Linked DNA regions of Homo sapiens: region 2 is linked to region 1. A link is a loop called in an ENCODE intact Hi-C map of the cell type or tissue named here. Cell type or tissue: PC-9. All regions are shown on one strand. Links, peaks and the distances in the headings refer to the core of each region. The heading gives the core; the rest is flanking DNA.

What was found. Peaks named below come from ENCODE experiments on the same cell type or tissue, not always from the same donor. Only the 100,000 strongest peaks of a DNase experiment are listed, where the experiment ranks them.
Region 2: a loop joins it to region 1, with 8 times the contacts of the local background. A loop is called at or near these places in 3 of 110 quality-filtered maps.

The regions. Positions count from the first base shown.
Region 1 is chr2:186,637,315-186,647,478 of GRCh38, reverse strand. It overlaps ITGAV (integrin subunit alpha V), which reads right to left. Exons shown (of 30, transcript NM_002210.5): 9 at 9,159-9,202; 10 at 9,014-9,070; 11 at 6,512-6,564; 12 at 5,891-6,093; 13 at 602-793. Among named protein-coding and RNA genes, the nearest start is that of FAM171B, 52 kb to the left of the region's middle. In PC-9, for the core only: a CTCF peak has its summit at 5,578 (motif pointing right); a DNase peak (open chromatin) is centred at 5,518; H3K27ac peaks cover 323 bases.
Region 2 is chr2:186,775,611-186,785,774 of GRCh38, reverse strand. No RefSeq gene overlaps it. Among named protein-coding and RNA genes, the nearest start is that of ZSWIM2, 68 kb to the left of the region's middle. In PC-9, for the core only: a CTCF peak has its summit at 4,642; a DNase peak (open chromatin) is centred at 4,624.

The DNA of each region.
Region 1 (10,164 bases), core at 4,617-7,116:
GGATCGCTTGAGCTCATGAGTTCAAGACCAGCCTGGGCAACATGGCAAAAACCACTCTTTACAAACCATGCAAAAATTAGCCAGGCATGGTGGTGCTTGCCTGTAGTCCCAGCTACTAAGGAGGCTGAGGTGGGAGGATGGCTTGAGCCCAGGAGGTGGAGGCTGCAATGAGCCAAGATTGTGCCACTGTACTCCAGCCTGGGCAATAGAGACATACCTTGTCTTAAAAAAAAAAAAAAATCACAACTATTAGTCAAGTACATATATTCTACATAATTAAAAAAATAAAAAAGATAGCTAACATTAAAACAGCTTAGAATGAGCATTTAACTTTTGTTTATAACTTCTGTAATACTCTTCTCATTTCATTAAAGACTACAGGAGAAACTCAGAGTACACTGTACACTCCCAGGAAAGAGAGCTGACTTTTCTTCATATACCCTTAGGTGACGGGAATGATGCCTTGAATATTTTAGAGGTTTGATCAACATATGAAATACTGAATTGCAATAATTTATAACATAAATCAAGAACAGTAACTAATACTATTTGCTATTAGGACTGAAAAATCTAAGGGCTCTATGTGTTGATAAGAAAGCACCTGGATATCCATTTTTGTCTATATCTGTGGCTCCTTTCATTGAATAGCCAAAGCTTGGTGGCATGCTTCGAGCAGCCCACTGCCCTTCAAGGATTTGAGATGGGACTGCGTTCAAGCCTGTTGATCTTCCATTGAAGATATAAACAATTCCTTTTTTATCTTCACCCCCATATGGAGCAGCAATTGCAATATCTGTGGGGAAAAAAAGAGGAGGGGGAAGGAGAATGACAGAAGTAAGGAGGAGGAAAAGAAAGGGAAGAATGAGGAAGGAACGAGAGAAGGGGGGAAGAGGGCAAGGATGAAGAGAAGAAAGTTTCAGTACTTGTAATTATTTGTACAGATCTTAATATTTATAGAACCCATTCATCATGATAAATACTAATTCAAAGTTCAGTAGGGTACTCTTTATCCATAAGCAATAATCTAATTCAAGGAAACTCAAGCAAAACTGTACAGAAAAGACATTAATTTAGGGCCAGATAATCTGGCTCTGACCTTAAACCAATCACTTAAACTTTCTGGACCACAAATGCTTCCTCATTAAAACTAGGGGTAGGGGATGGAGGAGGACACATCAAAAGATTCATCTAAAGTTTATTTTCACTCTCAAAATTCTAGATAATTTATTTATGGATGGTATTGTTTTTTCTGAACAGAAGCCAATCTGCTCAGAAATTCGTAAGTTGTGACTTCATCTTGATCTTGCTCAACTTACACTGAAAGAAGATAAATGAATAACATTTTAAATCTTTAAAAAACCCCAAACACCAAATTATCTTTTCTACCTCTAAAATGTATTACCAATCTGCCCACTTCTCTCTCTGCTGCTGCCACCCTAGACAAGTCATTGCCGCATTTTGCACTTAAACAGCCTTTTTTTCTTTTCTTTTTAATTTTTGTTTGTTTGAGACAGAGTCCCGCTCTTTTCCCCAGGCTGGAGTGCAGTGGCACAATCTTGGCTCACTGCAAGCTCCACCTCCTGGGTTCACACCATTCTCCTGCCTTAGCCTCCCGATTAGCTAGGACTACAGGCGCCCGCCACCATGCCCGGCTAATTTTTTTTGTTTTTTTTTCAGTAGAGACGGGGTTTCACGGTGTTAGCCAGGATGGTCTCGATCTCCTGACCTCGTGATCCACACACCTCGGCCTCCCAAAGTGGGGGGATTACAGGCGTGAACCACGCGCCCGGCCTTAAACAGCCTTTTAAGTGGCCTCCCACTTCTACTCTTGCCTGTAACTTTCTCTTCAAAAGGGCCAAACATTCACCATATCATGTCACACCCATCCCCATCTTAAAATCCTTCAATTAGTTCCCAAAGCATTTAGAGTAAGTTCTAAACCCTACCTGGTATTTCCATTGTTTACCATGCAAATCTCATTCCTCTCCCCATCCCCACCCCCACGCCATCCAGTTTTTTACCCTTATTTACTCTTTCCAGCAATCCTGGCCTTTTTTTCTGTTTATTAAACACACCAAGCTAGCTTCCAACTATGGGCTTGTATTTGCTATTCTCTCTGCCTTTTGCTCCAGAGCTTTTACAACTCTATTCCTTCTATTTGTCCAAATGATAGATCAATGTCGTTCTGTCATTAGATCAGCTGTCATTCTGTCAGCAAGCTATTCCCTAGCCACCCTACGCAGCAGTGCACCACCCCTCTCGACCCCCTACTTTCTCTATCACCCTCTCTATCCCGAAACTCTATTATATTACCTTGCCTTCTAAAAAATCCATCATCTTTATCACTATCTGGATTTCCCCATTGTTTACTTATTCTATGACTACACAAAGTAAGTAAGCTATAGAACATAAGCTTCATGAGACCAAGGACATGTCGTATCTTGCCTATCACAGACCCTACGTACCAGTCATAACAAATTGCCTCAATTTCCTTAATGTACACGAGCTGTCTCATAGCTCCTTAATAAGCCATGCCTCATCATCTCCTGGCTCCCCTGAAACATCAACGATGCCTTGATCACTCATCCTTTATATGAGACCATTAAGCCTGGGATCTCAAACACTGTGATGATCACATTGAGGTACTTTTTTTTTTTTAAACATATATGCTGCCCCCATTGGATGCTGAGTTTCTTAAAGACATGAGTAGACTCTGATTTATGCTCATTTTCACCACCTAGAAGAGTGCCTGGCCTGCAGTAAACACCAACTAAGAATTTGTTATCCTTAAAAATGAGTACCTAACTTATGTAAAAGTATTCTTTTTATCCTTTTTTAAGCCTTAAAGGTAAATCGGCTGGGCACGGTGGCTCACGCCTGTATTCCCAGCACTTTCAGAGGCCGAGGCGGGTGGGTCACGAGGTCAAGAGATTGAGACCATCCTGGCCAACATGGTGAAACTCCATCTCTACTAAAAATACAAAAATTAGCCAGGCATGGTGGTGGGTGCCTGTAGTCCCAGCTACTCAGGAGGCTGAGGCAGGGGAATCGCTTGAACCCAGGAGGCGGAGGTTGCAGTGAGCCGATATCGTGCCACTGCACTCCAGCCTGGCGACAGAATGAGACTCAGTCTAAAAAAAAAACAAAAAACAAAACAAAACAAACAAACAAAAAAACCAAAGATAAGCATAACTTCTCTACTGACATATGCATTAATAAAGTAGTTATTAAAACAGGCTGGCCACGGTAGCTCATGCTTGTAATCCTATCACCTTTGGAGGCCGAGGCAGGCAGATCACTTAAGCCCAGGAGTTTGAGACCAGTTTTGGCAACATGGCAAAGCCCCATCTCTACAAAAAATACAAAAATCAGCCATGCACAGAGGTGCACATTGGTAGTCCCAGCTACTTGGGAGGGTGAGGTATGAGAATTGCTTGAGCCTGGGAAGTCGAGTCTGCAGTGAGCTGTGATTGTACCACTGCACTCCAGCCTGGGTGACAGAGCAATACCCTGTCTCAACAAATAATAAATAAAGTATTCATTAAAACATAATTTTGCAACAAAAGATGGCTCCAACGTTGAGTGACTGTTTAATAAAAATTATCTGTAACTTTCCTAAACGTTTCATTATTTTATACATGTTAATCATCTTCTCTCTTCGCTATCATCTGTCGAGTCTGGAAAATCCTACACATTCATGCAATTGATTTCTTCCTTTGATCATTTTAGATGCTCTTTCCTGCTTTTCTTTTTTTTCCTCTGCTTTTTCTGGAAAAGTACTGATAAAAAACTGCACATAATTACCTTGGGGCTATATAAAATTTTGGAACATAACTTTATTGTTTTGTTTTCAATATCCCTCTTGATGATGCCTAGGGTGGGGGTAGGTGGAAAGAGAGGAATATAGGAATACAGGAACAATGACACTTAATGTCTTCATGTATGAACAACAACAAAAGATCTAACATAACTAATAGAACATATACATGTATAATGTAACTATATTTGCACATATGTACTAAATACTATACATAAATACAGCTCAGATAATTTTTCACTAAAGACATTATCATTCACAATCTACTATTTGCTACAGTAAGACCCAAGGAGAAACCTTGGGAGACCATAATCATCCTCTATGGATGATTTTATCTATATTTTAGCCCTTTGTAAAATCATTGTAAAACTTCACATTTTTTAAAGCTGTTGTCTATATTTGTTCTACTGACAGACGACACATTATAACAAAAACTTAGAAAGCTGGAAGAGATGTTGGCTAGATCACAGTAATGAGAAAACTTTCTTTAAAGTAACTGGAATAACATCAAGACAAGGTGAAGATCACACATGACCAGGCTTCCCAGAAAACCTGGGAGACAGAGGCCCAGCTACATAGCAAAGAATTCATTAACTTTATTCATGATGGAACCTCAAACTTAGCCCTGTATTTCCTATGTAGCTTTTGTTATGATTAAGTAATGATTTGGTCTGTTATATAGTGTTCTTTTCACATTTTATTATGAACTTCATACCATAGCTCCATTTGATTTATGCTAAGTTCTCTTTGTGGTAAAAATCTTTAAGCCTCTATTTTAGGTAGCAGATGTACCTCTGAGTAGATGTTCCCTACCACTGAAACTTCTCCTGTTGGCCAGGCACAGTGGCTCACATCTGTAATTCCAGCACTTCGCACAGCCAAGGCAGGAGGATCACTTGAGCTCAGGAGTTAGAGACCAGCCTGGGTAACATGGGAAGACCTCAGCTCTACTAAAAAAAATAAGCTGGGCTAGGTGGTGGGAGCCTGTAGTCCCAGCTACTCAGGAGGCTGAAGTGGGAGGATCTCTTGACCCTGGGAGGTTGAGGCTGCAGTGAGCCATGATTGCACCACTGCATTCTAGCCTGGGTGACAGAGTGAGACCCTGCCTCAAAAAAAAAAAAAAAAAGAAAAAAAAGAAAGAAACAAAGAAAAAGAAATGACTACGGTTAATCTTCCAGATGACACATCTAGTAAATGACAGCACCTACCCACAAGACAGGTGTGAAATCTTGAGGGCAAACAACATTTACCTTTCCACTACTGTTTGAGACATACAACAAGTCATCTGTATTTTTAAAGTTTTCTTCTTAATGTATACCTTTCCTTTAGGTTTTAAGGGGGCATAGGCTTACTATACTGTTGATTACACAAACTAGTTCAACTATCCATTCTGTGATCTCTAGAAAGGTTTTTAACAGATTAAAAAAAAAATCTTGGTAATTTGTAACCTATATTTCAGGTTTCTGAAAAGAGTTCTAAAGTAAAAGCTAACTTTGCTTTTTAAAGATATCGACAACTATTAAAATGGTACTATTATAAACGAATAGGCTTATACTTTTAATATGCCACCATAAAGGGAGATATAACATCCCTTAGAACATTTTGGACAGCTACAACAAAGTTATGGCTTTAAAAATATTAATGGCAAATCATACCTTTGAGGTATGCATTAGTCAGCATTGCCTTGACAATGTGCCTGGAAGCATTTTTTTTTAACACTTGTAGCCAAATGAACAGAAGAGGGCACTGCTGCTAAGCAGGATGCAGAAACACATACCAGCTAGCAGTAGGCACCAGGGTAATGAAGGTTCCTTTCAGAAAGTAATCATTCTGACCTTCTAATTTGAGGCCAAGTGAATAATAACTCATGAGAGTCCATTATTGAAATCTTTGCTCTGATTTTTAAAGAAAAATAGCAAACTGTCTTTAAATTTGGTGTGTTACTCACTTACACACAATCCACCTTTCCAGGAAGGAGATTTGCTCGTGTAGACTTCTACAGATGGACTTACAGAACTTTTCCAGGTGGACACAGATAATCAGGGACCTGTAGCTGCTAAACTTTGATCTTACCATTGAAACCATCCTGGTCCAGATCTCCCAAAGGAGCTATGGCACTGCCAAACCGTGCAAAGACCTCAAATCCATTCAGCTTTGTCGTCTGGAAGTCTCCTGAAGCTCTCTGTAGAGACACTGAGACCTGCCCCACCTCTTGGAGTTTGCCATCAGAGCCACGATCCATGAAGAGAGGTGCTCCAATAAACACATCTGCATAACTAGAAGAACAGAAACTTCTCACCAAAGCAAGAACAAATTTCATGTCTTAGTAGGCATTTTCTTTCTTACTACAACTCACTTTTCCTCTTTCTGCATCTCTCACACCCACAGTGAAACACAAAATGATTACCAGAGCACTCATTTCAAATTTGAAACTTCCTTTAATTCTTTTAAGAAACTATGAATAATTCATAAAATTACTTTATTTGTTCATGTTATAAAAGCTACTGAAAAAAAACAGAACAAACATATGAGGTTTTCTAGAATTCATGATTAAGGTTGCTTCAAATTGTTTCCTTAAACAGAAAGATTAGCAGAAAAGGAATACAAAAACAGAAGAAAAAAATGTTTAGTTTGAGTAAAGTATTCGTAAACATGAGAAGATAACTTTCTGGAAACATTTTTTTTTAAACTTACTCATCTCCATTAATGTCAGTGGCAGCTACAGAAAATCCGAAATATGCAGCCATCTGGATAAAAAGATGAAAATGAAATGTTTATATTTCATCCAATTAGTTTAGACAATTAACATTTGTAATATATGTACCAAATAGGGTTATTTTTTTTCTCTGCATATAGTGCTTCAATCTAAATGTCTTGTCTTTTGTTTATTCTACCAACACAATGACAATCAGGTAATGAGGCTTGTTGTTTTCCTAGATCATGGACACAATATATTACATGTATATACACAATATATTACATGTATATCCTTCCAGTGTTGTTGATATATGACATTTAAGTCTAAGGACTATCAATTCTCCTTCTCAGGCCTACCCTACTATCTCCCTTTCTCTCCACTTCCCAAAACATACCAGACACAAGCACACTAACAAAGATATATAGTCACAGACAAATGTTGTGATTGAACCCAACAAGTTTTATATGGATGCCTATGTCATGAGGATAATAGATAATAATTATTAATAACAGATAATAATTGGCTCCCCTATGTGTAACTACTACTACTGTTTAAAAATTACTGTTTGGAAAGATATGGAAAGGAGCTCATTTTTGTGTCATATCTCTATAGATTACTTGCCACATGATTTTGCTTTTGAATCACACACAGTACAAATGTGTTTGGGTTTATTATGAGCTTATAATGCACAGGGAGCAGAAATGTCCTCTTCCCTACCACAGGAGACCACAGGCTTGCATAGGATGAGCAGCTTAGCTGTAAATAAATGTGAAAAAGGAAAGCTCTAAAGAGAGCTGAAAGTGCAAAACAAAACTAAAAGAGATGACAGATTAAATATAAAGTAAGGTGAAAAATGAGTCAACAAACCAAAAAAGGAAAGTTAGCAATGCTTCTCAAATTTGATTGGCTCAGATATCAAGGGAGAATGATAAGGGAGATTCCTGCATTATCTATTTTGGGTTGATACAGTGTAATTGGGAAAATGAAAGGTGTGTTCTGTATTAAATAACAAGTTCAGAGCTTGTGAAATAAAATATACTGTGTTTGGGGTACAAGGTTGATGTGCCGACTATGTAACAGAATAATATTCATGGGCCTTAGTCACCTATGGTGTTTGGCTTGGAAGTGTAAAGAAAGGATGGCATTTACTGAGACACACTTTGTCCCGGGCACTATGATTCGAATGTTTTCTTTTGATTCTCACAACTGTCCCATGAGGAAGTTGTCAGCATCCCTATTTTTATAAATAAGAAACAGATTTTCAGCAGCAAATACCTTATCCAATGCAATAACAGATTGAGCATGGAAAACCCAGGTTTGTCCTCATCTAAAAGCCACGCTTCCCACTCCTCTCTAGCCACCCCCACTTCCCAATAGTGGAAGGAGGAATAAAGCAAGTATCATTGAGTGCATGCAGTAGGATCCAGACTCATACATGGTCACCAGACAGGAGAAGCTGCTTGAGCTGGAGAAGTCAAAACGGAACAAAGGGACCACCCCTGCAGCAACCCTAACTGCCTGTCAACTGCAGGGCCCTCCAGGTTGTGCATCAATCTTGACTGCCATACAAATGGGAGGAGGTTTCTGGGGACCATGAGTCTAGTCAGTCAGCCTGTCAATCCTATCCCAAAGCCCAACAATCTCAACTGAACAAAAAGGCTTGAATCCCAGATCTGCAAACTTTGAGAAAGATTTTTCTCTACCTACTGTTTAAATGTTTATTCATCATTACCAACTTATGGTATAATTCTTTGAGACATACAACAGAGAATATTATAAAATGCCTGTACTCGCAGAGAAATGTCTAATACTTAAAAAGTACTAGCATTTTTTTAGCTGAGAAATATCTTATTTCATGTAGTAAAAATGAAGTTCGCTTATAATATCTATAATACACATATCTGTGCCATGCTTTCTGTTGCATCTAATAAAATTATAAGGCATTGATCATCCTTAAAAAAGAATTTAAAGAATTCTTTTCTCTTTTTTCTTTTCAGTAAAGAAAAAGGAAGTCTTTGTGGTTTTGTATGCATGTGATTTTGCATTTCCTAAAAAAAAAAAAAAAAGGAAACAAAAACAAGCCAAAATATCCAAATTACTTTGGTTAAAACAAAGATGAAATATTTAAAGCCCATCTTATATCTAGAATATTGAATATTATGGAATCATTAAACCATTCTGATACTGCCAAGGAAAGTTTTAAGAAATTAGAAACTCTGATGATAAAATATTGAGTGAAAAAGGCAAGACAAAATGAAAAATACAGAGTAAACCAATTTTTGTTTATATACTACACACACACACACACACACACACACACACACACACACACGCTCAAAAGAGAAATGATAATAGTTTGACCAAAATGGTAAGAGTTGGAAGAATTATCTATTTGATGAGATTATAGTTCATTTTTACAGTTTTATTTCGCAAATTTTCTCCAATGAGTACATACTGCTTTTATAGTGGGAGAGGACGATCATATTTTGGAAGCATACCTGCTCGCCAGTAAAATTGTATAAGGAGGACATGTTCTTCCCATCATAAATATAAACCTGTGAAGGAAAAATAGAAGTATGTGAAATCTGGTAAAATAGAAGATAACTTAGAGATTTTTTAAAAAATACCTTTTAACTGTCCTACCATTCCCAAAGTCCTTGCTGCTCTTGGAACTCCTGAAACAAAGTCTGAAACAAACAAACAAACAAATTATTCATTTTTTAGGACAACACTGGAAGTTGCAGACCAGAAGTGACTATGTCAGCAAGCTTTAAGTTTTACTACTTCAGTTCAAAACAAACAATCAATTTAGAAAAATTGGTACTCCGTAATAAATAGCCCAGCATTTTTAAACTATAAAATCAAAATTTACAAAATACAAATTCTGGAGGGCTCTCAAACATATGCAAATAAGCCCTCAAGTCATTTGTAATATTGTTAAACAAGAATAGACAAGATAAAGTAACCTAAGAATGAAGAAAAACTACATTTAGTTTAGTAGTACAGTAATGAAAAATAATACAGAGCAAACTGAAGTGGGGTAGAAGTGGCTGTGGCACAAAAATGTGATCAAAATCAGGTAAAGACTGTGATTCCTAAACGGAGCTCTGAAGGAAGATGGATGGACAATGAGAGGATGGGGTAATAACCGTACAGAGATGGCCCAGAAGGTAACAAAGGATGCCTAAAGAAAGAAGACACTAATTCTTCCTCCCAGAGGAATGAATTTGCTGAAGACAAGGAGGAAAATGCTAAGGAAATCACTAACAGTGTTGGGGGCTAAAAAGAAGCAGAAAGGAAAGGCACTGAAGCCAAGTGTAGCTGTCTCAATTTCAGCAGCCACTAGAGGAAGTTCAGCACAGACCTAGCCTGGACTCTCACCAGTGTGCTAACATCTTCCTCATTTCTTCTGTTATATTCCATAACAATGGTTTAAAATTGCTTAAAATTTTATTTTCTTTTCCTTTTTTTTTTTTTTTTTTGAGACAGGGTCTCGGCTCTGTCGCCCGGGCGGGAGTGCAGTGGCGCAATCACAACTCACAGCAGCCTCAACCTCCCTGGGCTCTGGAGATCCTCCCACCTCAGCCTCCTGAGAAGCTAGACACTGGTGTGCATCACCGCGCCCGGCTAATTTTTGTGTTTTTTCTAG
Region 2 (10,164 bases), core at 3,545-6,044, 140 kb before region 1:
TCAGAGTTCTGTCTATATAACCCTAACTGGAGTTGCTAAAATTCCCACAGGGAGGCCCTGCCCAGTGAGGAGAAATCAAATGGGGTCCCACTTAAAAAAAAGCAGTCTGGCCACAATCTGGCACAGTAGCTGTGCTGCACTGTAGGGGATCCCTTCTCATCCAGACTGCCTGGACTCCCCAGAGCCAGCAAGCTAGAATGGCTGAATTGACCTAACCTTAGAAACGATGGCCATCCTTCCCCTGAGAACTCATCCATCTCACGCAGTTTCCATCCTGTTGCACTGGCTGTCTGGAATTCCAGGCCAGTAGGTCTTAACTCATGAGGTGCCATGGAAGTGGGGCCCACAGAACATTGCTGCTTGGCTTCTGGATTAAGCCCTCTTCCTAGGGGAGTATATGAATAGATCTCCCACCTTGCCAGGATTCTTGGGGCCAGAGTGTGTAAAACTCCTGGGTTTCTATATGAGCTTGAACGGCAGTTCTGCCACAACTCTGTACAGCTCTGTGTGTCAGACCCAAGGCCCTGGTGGTGTGGGCTCACAAGGGAATCTCCTGATCCATGGATTGAAAAGATCCATGGGAGAAGCATGGTTTCCCAGGTGGAGCCACACAATTACTCACCACTTTTCTTGGCTGGCAGTGGGGGTTCCTTTGGCTCCTTGCTGCTCCCAGGTGGGCCATCACTCCACCTTGCTTCTTGCCAGTCTCCGTGGGTTGAGCCATCTGCCTAGTCAGTCCCAATGTGAGAACCTGGAAATTTCGGTCGTAGATGTGGAATTCACTTACTGTTTTCATTTTTCTTCATGAGAGCTGCAGACTGCAGCTGCTTCTAGTTGACCACCTTCTGTCATCCTATATTTTATATCTACATTTGGAATGTTGTTTATTTAAAAAGAACCCCTAAAATTGTATAAGTTGGTTCTCTGCTAGACAAAATCTGGATCTTCCCTTCCCTCCCATGCATTCTTGACACTACTGTCAGAGTGATCTAAGCACATTTTATCACCTTAATTATTTTCTTCTTCTTTTTTTTTTTGAGACGGAATCTTGCTCTGTCACCCAGGCTGGAGTGCAGTGGCACTATCTTGGCTCACTGCAAGCTCCTCCTTCCAGGTTCATGCCATTCTCCTGCCTTAGCCTCCCGAGTAACTGGGACTAAGAGGTGCCTGCCACCATGCCTGGCTAACTTTTTTTTTTTGTATTTTTAGTAGAGATGGGGTTTCATTGTGTTAGCCAGGATGGTCTCAATCACCTGACCTCGTGATCCACCTGCCTTGGTCTCCCAAAGTGCTGGGATTAATAGCACTATAAGATGACTATAGTTAATACCATATATATAAATAATAACTTATATAGAAAACATATATAGTTAATATAACATATATATAACATATATAGTTTCAAATGGCTAGAAGGATATTGAATGTCCTTAACACAAAGACATAACAAATGTTTGAGATGATAAATATGTTAATTACCCTAACCTGATTACTATACATTATATGTCTCAAGACATCACTATGTACCCCATAAATATGTATATTATGTGCCAATTAAAAATGTGCGGTTCCACACAAACTTTAAGATTATTTTTCTATTTCTGTAGTTTTCATTGTATAGGTCCTTCACCTCTTTGGTTAAATTTATTTCTAGGTATTTTAGGGTTTTTTTTTGGTAACTATTGTAAATGGGATTGCCTTTTTTATTTCTTTTTCAACTAGTTCATTATTCATGTATTGAAACACTACTGATTTTTGTATGTTGATTTTGTAGCCTGTAACTTCACTGTATTTATTAATTAATTTGAAGAATTTTTGAGAGAGCCTTTAGGTTTTTCTATATATAAGACCATACTATTGTATGTACAGCACTATAACATGTACATACTATTGTATGTACAGATTGTTCAAACAGGAACAATCTGATTTCTGTCTTTCCCAATTTAGATATATTTAGGTTTCTTCCTCCTGCCTAGTTGCTCTGACTAGGACTTCCAGTACTATCTTGAATAAGAGTGGTATGAGTGGACATCCTTGTTTTCTAGTTTTTAGAGAAAGAGCTTTCAGCTTTCCTCCATTCAGTATGCTGTTAGCTGTAGGGTTTTCATATATGGCCTTTATTATATATCTAATTTATTGACATTGTATATCTAATTTCCTTGTATATCTAATTTATTGACAGTTTATATCATAAATGATATTGGGTTTTATAAAACACTTATTCTATTGAGATGATCATATGATTTTTATTCTTCATTCTGTTTATGTAATGAGGATGTTCATTGATTTCTGTATGTTGAACCATCCTTGCATTCCTGAGATAAATCCCACTTTATCATGGTGTATCTTTTTGATGTGTTGTTGGATTTAGTTTGCTATATTGTCTTAGGATTTTTGTGTCTATGTTCATCAGGAATATCAACCTGTAGTTTTCTTTTTTGTTGTGTCTTTATCTGTTTTGGTATCAGAGTTATGCTGGCCTCATAGAATGAATTAGAAAGCATTCCCTTTACTTCAATTTTTGGAATAGTTTGAGAAGAAATGGTGTTAATTCTTCTTTAAAAGTTTGGTAGAATTCAGTGGTGAAGCCATCTGGTCCTGGTCCTGAACTTTTTATTATTGGAAGACTTTTAATTACTAATTCAACCTCATTACTTGTTATTGGTCTATTCAACTTTTCTATTTCTTCTTGGTTTAATCTTGGTAGGTTGAGTGTGTCAAAGATTTATTCATTTCCTCTAGGCTTTCAAATTTATTGGCATATAGTTTGTAATACTCTCTAATGGTCCTTTGTATTTCTGTGGTATCAGTTGTGAAATCTGCTTGTTCATTTCTAACTTTCCTTATTTGGATCTTCTCTCTGGTTTTTTTTTTAGTCTAGCTAATGGTTTGTCAATTTTGTTTATCTTTTTCAAAAACTAACTTTTTGTTTCATTGATCTTTTGTATTTTTTTATCAATTTTGTTCATTTTTTCTCTGGTCTTAATTTCTTTTATTAATATTTGTCAAATATACTGATTTTTTTTTTTGCTTTTTTAGCTCATTGAGATGCATTATTAAGTTGTTTATTTGAAATCTTTTTAGTTTTCTGATATAGGCATTTATTGCTATAGACTTACCTTTTTTTTTTTTTTTTTTGAGCCAGAGTCTTGCTCTGTCACCCAGGCTGGAGTGCAGTGACACAATCTTAGCTCACTGCAGGCTCCGCCTCCCAGGTTCATGCCATTCTCCTGCCTCAGCCTCCCAAGTAGCTGGGACTACAGTCGCCCACCACCATGCCAGGCTAATTTTTTGTATTTTTAGTAGACAGGGTTTCACCATGTTAGCCAGGATGGTCTCAATTTCCTGACCTCGTGATCCACCCGCCTCGGCCTCCCAAAGTGCTGGGATTACAGATGTGAGCCACCGCGCCTGGCCTAGACTTACCTCTTAATACTGCTTTTGCTGTATCCCGTAGGATTCGGTATGTTGTGTTCTATTTTCATTTCTTTCAAGGAATTTTAAAATTTGTTTCTTAATTTCTTCTTACTCATGGATTGTTCAGGAGCATGTTGTTTAATTTCCATGTATTTGTATGATTTCGAATGTCCCTTTTGGTATTGATTTCTAGTTTTATTCCACTGTGGTCAGATAAGATTTTTGATATGATTTCAGTTTTTAAAATTTTTTGAGACTTGTTTTGTGTTCTCACATGTGGTCAATTCCCTCCTGCCAGGGAATTCAAGATGATGGGGAAGCTGGTTGTCTACCTCAATCTCACTTTTTCCAGTTTAGAAACGATAAGTTGGGGACAATTTTTCTGCATACTTAGATAAAGTGAGAATTAGGTGGATAATCAGCAAAATTGATGAAGGGGCATGATGGATGTGGAAATCTAATTCTCTTATGAGTTGCTCCATTTTTTCACTTTGCTGTGGTTCCAGAAACTGTCTCATCTTCATATCAGTACACCAAACATTTATCTTTGACTTTTTTTTTCTTTTTTTTTTTTTTTTTTTTTTGAGACGGAGTCTTGCTCTGTTGCCAGGCTGGAGTACAGTGGCGTGATCTCAGCTCACTGAAATCTCCACCTCCCGGGTTCAAGCGATTTTCCTGCCTCAGTCTCCCGTGTAGCTGGGACTACAGGCGCATGCCACCATGCCCAGCTAATTTTTGTACTTTTATAGAGACGGAGTTTCACCATGTTGGCCAGGATGGTCTCAATCTCTTGATCTGCCTACCTCAGCCTCCCACAGTGCTGGGATTACAGGTGTGAGCTACTACGCCCAGCCTATCTTTGACTTTTGACCAGGGGTATTCAGTCTTTTGGCTTCCCTGGCCACATTGAAAGAAGAATTGTCTTGGGCCACACATAAAATACACAAACACTAGCGATAGCTGATGAGCGTTAAAAAAAAAAAAAAATCAAAAAACAAACTCATCTTGTTAGGGTCAATTACTGGTTCCTTACTTTGTTAATTTGGAACGATTGTGATTCCCTGTTTGCTGTTGTTTCTTATGCTTGTATGCCTATGTCTTCACATTGAATGATTCATTATTTATTCCAGTCATCTCTAGTTTGTGTTGGTTTTTATTCGATGTATTTACTTAGACATACTTTACCACTAGGTCTCTGACTCCTTTTTGGCTCTAGGTGGCATCTTAGGCTAAGGTTTGCCTCAGGTGGAGCTCTGCCCCTCCTGAATGAGGGAGGTCCCTGATATCCTAGCAGTATGAGAAGGTTGGCTAGGGGTTTGTGCCCAGAGAAACTGTGGGATGAACTTTCATAGTGCTGCTGAACAGCCACTCCGATTTCACAGCTTCTTTGGCTGAGTTATAGGGCAGAGTTTCCAAGGCTGGGGATGATATTCCTGCTTCCCCTTGTCTCTGTCCTCAGGGGTATTTTTCCCTTGATGCTTCCTGTGAGTTAAGACAAGGCAGGTCTCCTGCCAGGAAACCCAAGATGATGGGGAAGCTGGTTGTCTACCTCAATCTCACTTTTTCCAATTTAGAAACCACAGTTGGGAAAAAATTTTCTGCATACTTGGAAAAAGTGAGAATCAGGTAGACAACCAGCAAAATTGCGGGAGGGGCATGATAGATGTGGAAATTCAATTCTCTTAATGAATTGCTCAGTTTTTTCACTTTATTATGGTTCCAGAAACTGTCTCATCTTCATATTTGAGTTCTGGGATATTTCTGGTGATAATCTCAGTGCTGCATATACGTATTTTTGTTTTTCTGTTGGTTGGGAGAGAGAGAGGGTAGGCAGTGCTTCAGCTAGCACAGCAATTTGGAACTCAAATTCTTTCTAATTTATTATTTTATTAAATACGTTTTCTTTACCTTTTCCCTCCTCTTCTCCTTCTGGAATGCCCACAATGTGAATATTTGTTTGTTTAATGGTGTCCTATACATAAATTTGTAGGCTTTCATCATTCTTTTTTCTTTATCTCTTTTTCTTTGGTCTCTCTGTTATTTCAAAATAACTGTCTTCTAGTTCAGAGACTTTATTCTTCTGCTTGATCTAGTCTGTTTTTGAAGCTCTCGATTATATTTTTCATCTCATTGAGTTCTTCAGTTGTGGAATTCATACTTGTATCTTTTTATCCAATATCTACTTTGTTGTTGAATTTCTCATTCAATTCATGAATTGTTTTTCTGATTTTATCGAATTGTCTATCTGTATTATTTTGTATCTTCACTAAATTTCCTTAAGATTATTATTCTGAATTTTTGTGACATTTTGCATATTTCCTTATGATTGGGATCTGTTACTGGAGAATTATTGTGGTCCCTCAAAGGTGTCATGTTTCCTTACTTTTTCATGTTTTATGTGTCCTTCCATTGATTTCTATGCATCTGGCAGAAAGGTCACCTTTTCCAGTTTATGAAGTAGATGTTGTAGAAAAGACTTATTCATTTAGACGGTTATTGGGCTATTGGTTTGGTGAGGTGTGTTGGCTTCGGTTCTAGTTGGACACAGTAGTGTAGGCTCTATATAGTTTCTTCAGCTATAATCTATATTAGTAATGTTTGCAAGTGTGTCTGTGGCTTAAGCTGAGAAACATAGTGGTAGCAGTGCAGCTTTGCCAGAAATAGGCTTGCCGGGCTGTTTCTCAGGTCAGGGCACATGATGGGTCAGCCAAGGGGTCTGGCTTACTGGGGTTGAGGGTCTGTTACTCTGGCTGGGGCATAAGCATGCAGTTGCTTAGCCAGCCTGGGGACATGTCTGTCAGGTGTAGCCTATGTGTTTGTTTCTCAAGCCTGGGACATGACCACCCAGCTGCTTAGCTGGCCTGAATGGTGTGTGTTTTGGGGGTGGCCCTCAGGACTGTTTCTCAAGCCCAAGATGTCAGTGCACAGCTACTCAACTGGCTTGAGTGCATGTCTGTCAGGGGTGGCATGTGGAGCTGTTTTTCAGGCCCAGAACACAGGTGCATAGCTCACTGGTCAACTTGAGGACATTTCTGCCAGGGGCTGTTTCTCAGGTGTGAATTGCAGGCAGAGTTTTTGGGCAAGCCAGGGCAGGGGCATTTCTATGGGGGTTAGGCATGCCTTAGGGCTGTTTCTCAAGCACTGGGCATGAACATGTAGCCACTCTGCCAGCCTAGGGCTATGGCACCTGCTCAGTGGGGGACCTTTGCGGGGATAAGGAGTGAGGCACACAGCAGTCTGCTGGCTCAAGAGTAAGTTCACCCTGGGTGAGTCTGCAAGACTTTTTTCTAACTGGAAGTAAAGGTGGTGGTGGTTGGTTTGTTTCCCTGCTTTGCAGGACTGGAGTCACAGCTGATCCTAGGCCCAAGCTCTACATAGCTGGGTTTGTGGTGGTCAGTGCCCCCCACCCACCACCACCACCCAGTGTGGGCTTGATGCAATGAAAATGGAGCCCTAGTGCATCAGAAGTGCAGTGGCTACTTGCCCCCAGAGGAAGGCACACTCCAGAGGTGGCCCTGGTCTCAAGATGGCACAGTGCTGCAGCAGCTTGACTGGGTGTAGGGTAGGGAATACACATCTTGTGCTCCTAATCTGGAGCAATGCACCTATGTGAAGCCCTAACAGCTCTTTCATTTGGGCACAGGGCTTTGAGAGAACTTGTGATACTCCTGTACTAAGAACTTCAGGTATTTACGGTGGCAGTAGGGGCTGATGGGATTATTCTGCTTACCTTTCTCCCTCACCTCTTCTGCCCCTACAAGGGGAAGTCCCTCTTGTCTGGACCAGTCTGATCTGGGTGGGGGAGACAGGACTTCGGAGGCCGGGTGCCTCCATACCGCCTTCCTGAGCTTCAATCACCATAGATACATCTCCACTCCCCTGCTGCACTCCAGTGTTCTCCCTTCAACACCCAAGTCAATTCTTAGCTGTATTTCTATTGTCTTGATCTTTTCTTGCAGGGGGAATGAGCACCAACCATCTCCAGTCAGCCATCTTGCTGATGTCACTCCCATTTTGTACCTTGACCAACATGTCCCAATCCCCACTCCCACTCTCCAGCCCTTAATAACCACCATCTACTCTTTATTTCTATGAGTTTCATTTTAGAGTCCATGTATAAGTGAGGTCTCACAGTATTTGTCTTTCTGTGCCAGACTTTTTTCACTTAGCAAAATGTCCTCCAGATTCATCTATGTTGTCACAAATGGCAGGATTTCCTTTTTTTTTTTTAAGGATGAATAGTGTTTATTTTGTATATATACCATATTTTTTAATCCATTCATCCACCGATGAACACTTAGGATGACTTTATAATTTGGCTACTGTGCATAATGCTGCAATGAGCATGGGAGTGCAGATATCTCTTCAATGTACTCATTTCTTTTGATTATAAACTCAGAATAATACTTGGTGGATTATATGATAGTTCTATTATTAATTTGAGGAAACTCCATACTGGTTTACATAATAGCTTACCAATTTACGTTCCTTCCAACAATGTGCAAGGCTTCTCTTTTCCCCACATCCTCTCTAACATTTATCTTTCATCTTTTTGATAACAGCCATTCTAACAGGTTTGAGGTAATATCTCAATGTAATTTCAATTTGCATTTCTCTGATGATTATTTATGCTGAGTATTTTTATATACCTTTTGGCAATTGTATGTCTTCTTGAGAAAAACTTCTCTTCAGGTCATTTGCCCAGTTTTCAAATCTGGTTATTTGTTTACTCACTATTGAGTTCTTTGTATCCCTTATGTATTTAGATATTAACCCCTTGTAAGATGTGTGGTTTGCAAATATTTTCCCCATTAACATAAGTTATTTCTTTACTGTGTTGATTGCTTACTGTTAGAAGCCTTTTAGTTTGATGCAATCCCATTTGTCTATTTTTGCTATTGATGCCTGTGCTTTTGGAGTCATCCAAAAAATCATTGCCAAGACCAATGTCATAGAGTTTTTCTCCTATATTTTCCTCTAGTAATTTTACAGTTGCAGATCTTACATTTAAGTCTTTAATTAATCTTGAGTTAATTTTTTCTGATATAAAATAGCATCTAATTTTATTCTTCTGCATGTTTCTATCCAGTAGTCCCAACACCACTTACTGAAGAAACTGTCTTTCCTCACTGTTTATTCTTGGTGCCTTTGTAAAAAATCAGTTGACTGTAAATATTGGATTTATCTCTGAACTTTTCATTTTTTTTCCATTTGTCTGTGTATTTATGCTGGCACCATGCTCTATTGATTACCACAGCTTTGCAGTATATTTTGAAGTTGGGTAGTATGTGGCTTCAGCTTTGTTTTTGCTCAGAATTGCTTTGGCTATTCAGGGTCTTTTGTGCTTCTTTACAAATTTTAGAATTTTTAAAATTTTGGTAAAAAATGTTATTGGAATTTTGATAAGGATTGTATTGAATTTGTAGATTTCTTTGGGTGATATAGACATTATAACAATATTTTCCGAATCCCTGTACATAGATATCTTTCCATTTGTGTCTTCTTTTTTCATTATCTTACATAGTTTTCAGTGTACAGATCTTTTACCTCCTTGGTTAAATTTAATTCTAAGCATTTTATTTTCTTTGTAGCTACTGTAATTGGGATTGTTTTCTTGATTTCTTTTTCAGATAATTCATTGTTAGTGTTTAGAAAGGCAACTCATTTTTGTACATTGATTTTGTATCCTGCAACTTTATTGAATTCATTTATTAGTTCTAAAAGTTCTTTGAAGCCTTTAAAGCTTTTAATATATAAGATTATGTCATCTGCAGAGACAATTTACTTCCTTTGTGATTTTAATACTTTTTTTTTTCTCTTGCGTAATTGCTCTAGTTAGGGCTTCCAGTACTACTTGAATAGAAGTTGTGAGAGTGAATATTGTTCCAGATCTTAAAGGAAACGCTTTCAACTTTTCATCATTGAGTATGATGTAAGCTGTGGGCTTGTCACATACGGCTTTTATGATGTTGAGGTGCATTCCTTCTGTAACTAATTTATTGGTAGTTTTTATCATGAAAGGATGTTGAATTTTGTTAGATAATTTTTCTTGATGCATTGATAATATGATTTTTGTCCTATATTCTGTTAATGTGGCATATCAATTTATTGATTTGCATATATTGAACCATCCTTACATCCCATTAATAAATCCCACTTTATCACAGTGAATAATCATTTTAATGTGCTGTTAAGTTTGGTTCACTAGTGTTTTGATGAGGATTTTTGCATCTGTGTGCATCAGAGATATTGGATTGTAATTTTCTTGTAATGGTATTGTCTGGCTTTGGTATCAGGGCCTCATATAATTCACTTGAAAGTTATTTCTTTTTCTTTGATTTTTGGAGGACTTTCAGAAGGATTGGTATTAGTTCTTCTTTAAATGTTTCATAGAATTCAGCAGTGAAGCCATCGGATCCTGGGCTTTTTTTGGTGAGTGATTTTTTTAAAATTATTAATTCAATCTCCTTGCTTGTTATTGATCTGCTCAGATTTTCTACTTCATAATTCAGTCTTAGTAGGTTATGTGTATCTAGAAATTTATCCATTCCTTCTAGGTTATCCAATTTGTTGGTGTATAATTGGTAATAGTCTTTTTATTAACCTTTTTATTTCTGTGTCTTTAGTTGTAATAGCTCCTCTTTTATTTCTGATTTTGAGTCTTCTGTTTTTTTCTAGTGAAAGGTATATCAACTTATCTTTTAAAATATAACAACTCTTAGGTTTATTAATCTCTTCCATTGTTTT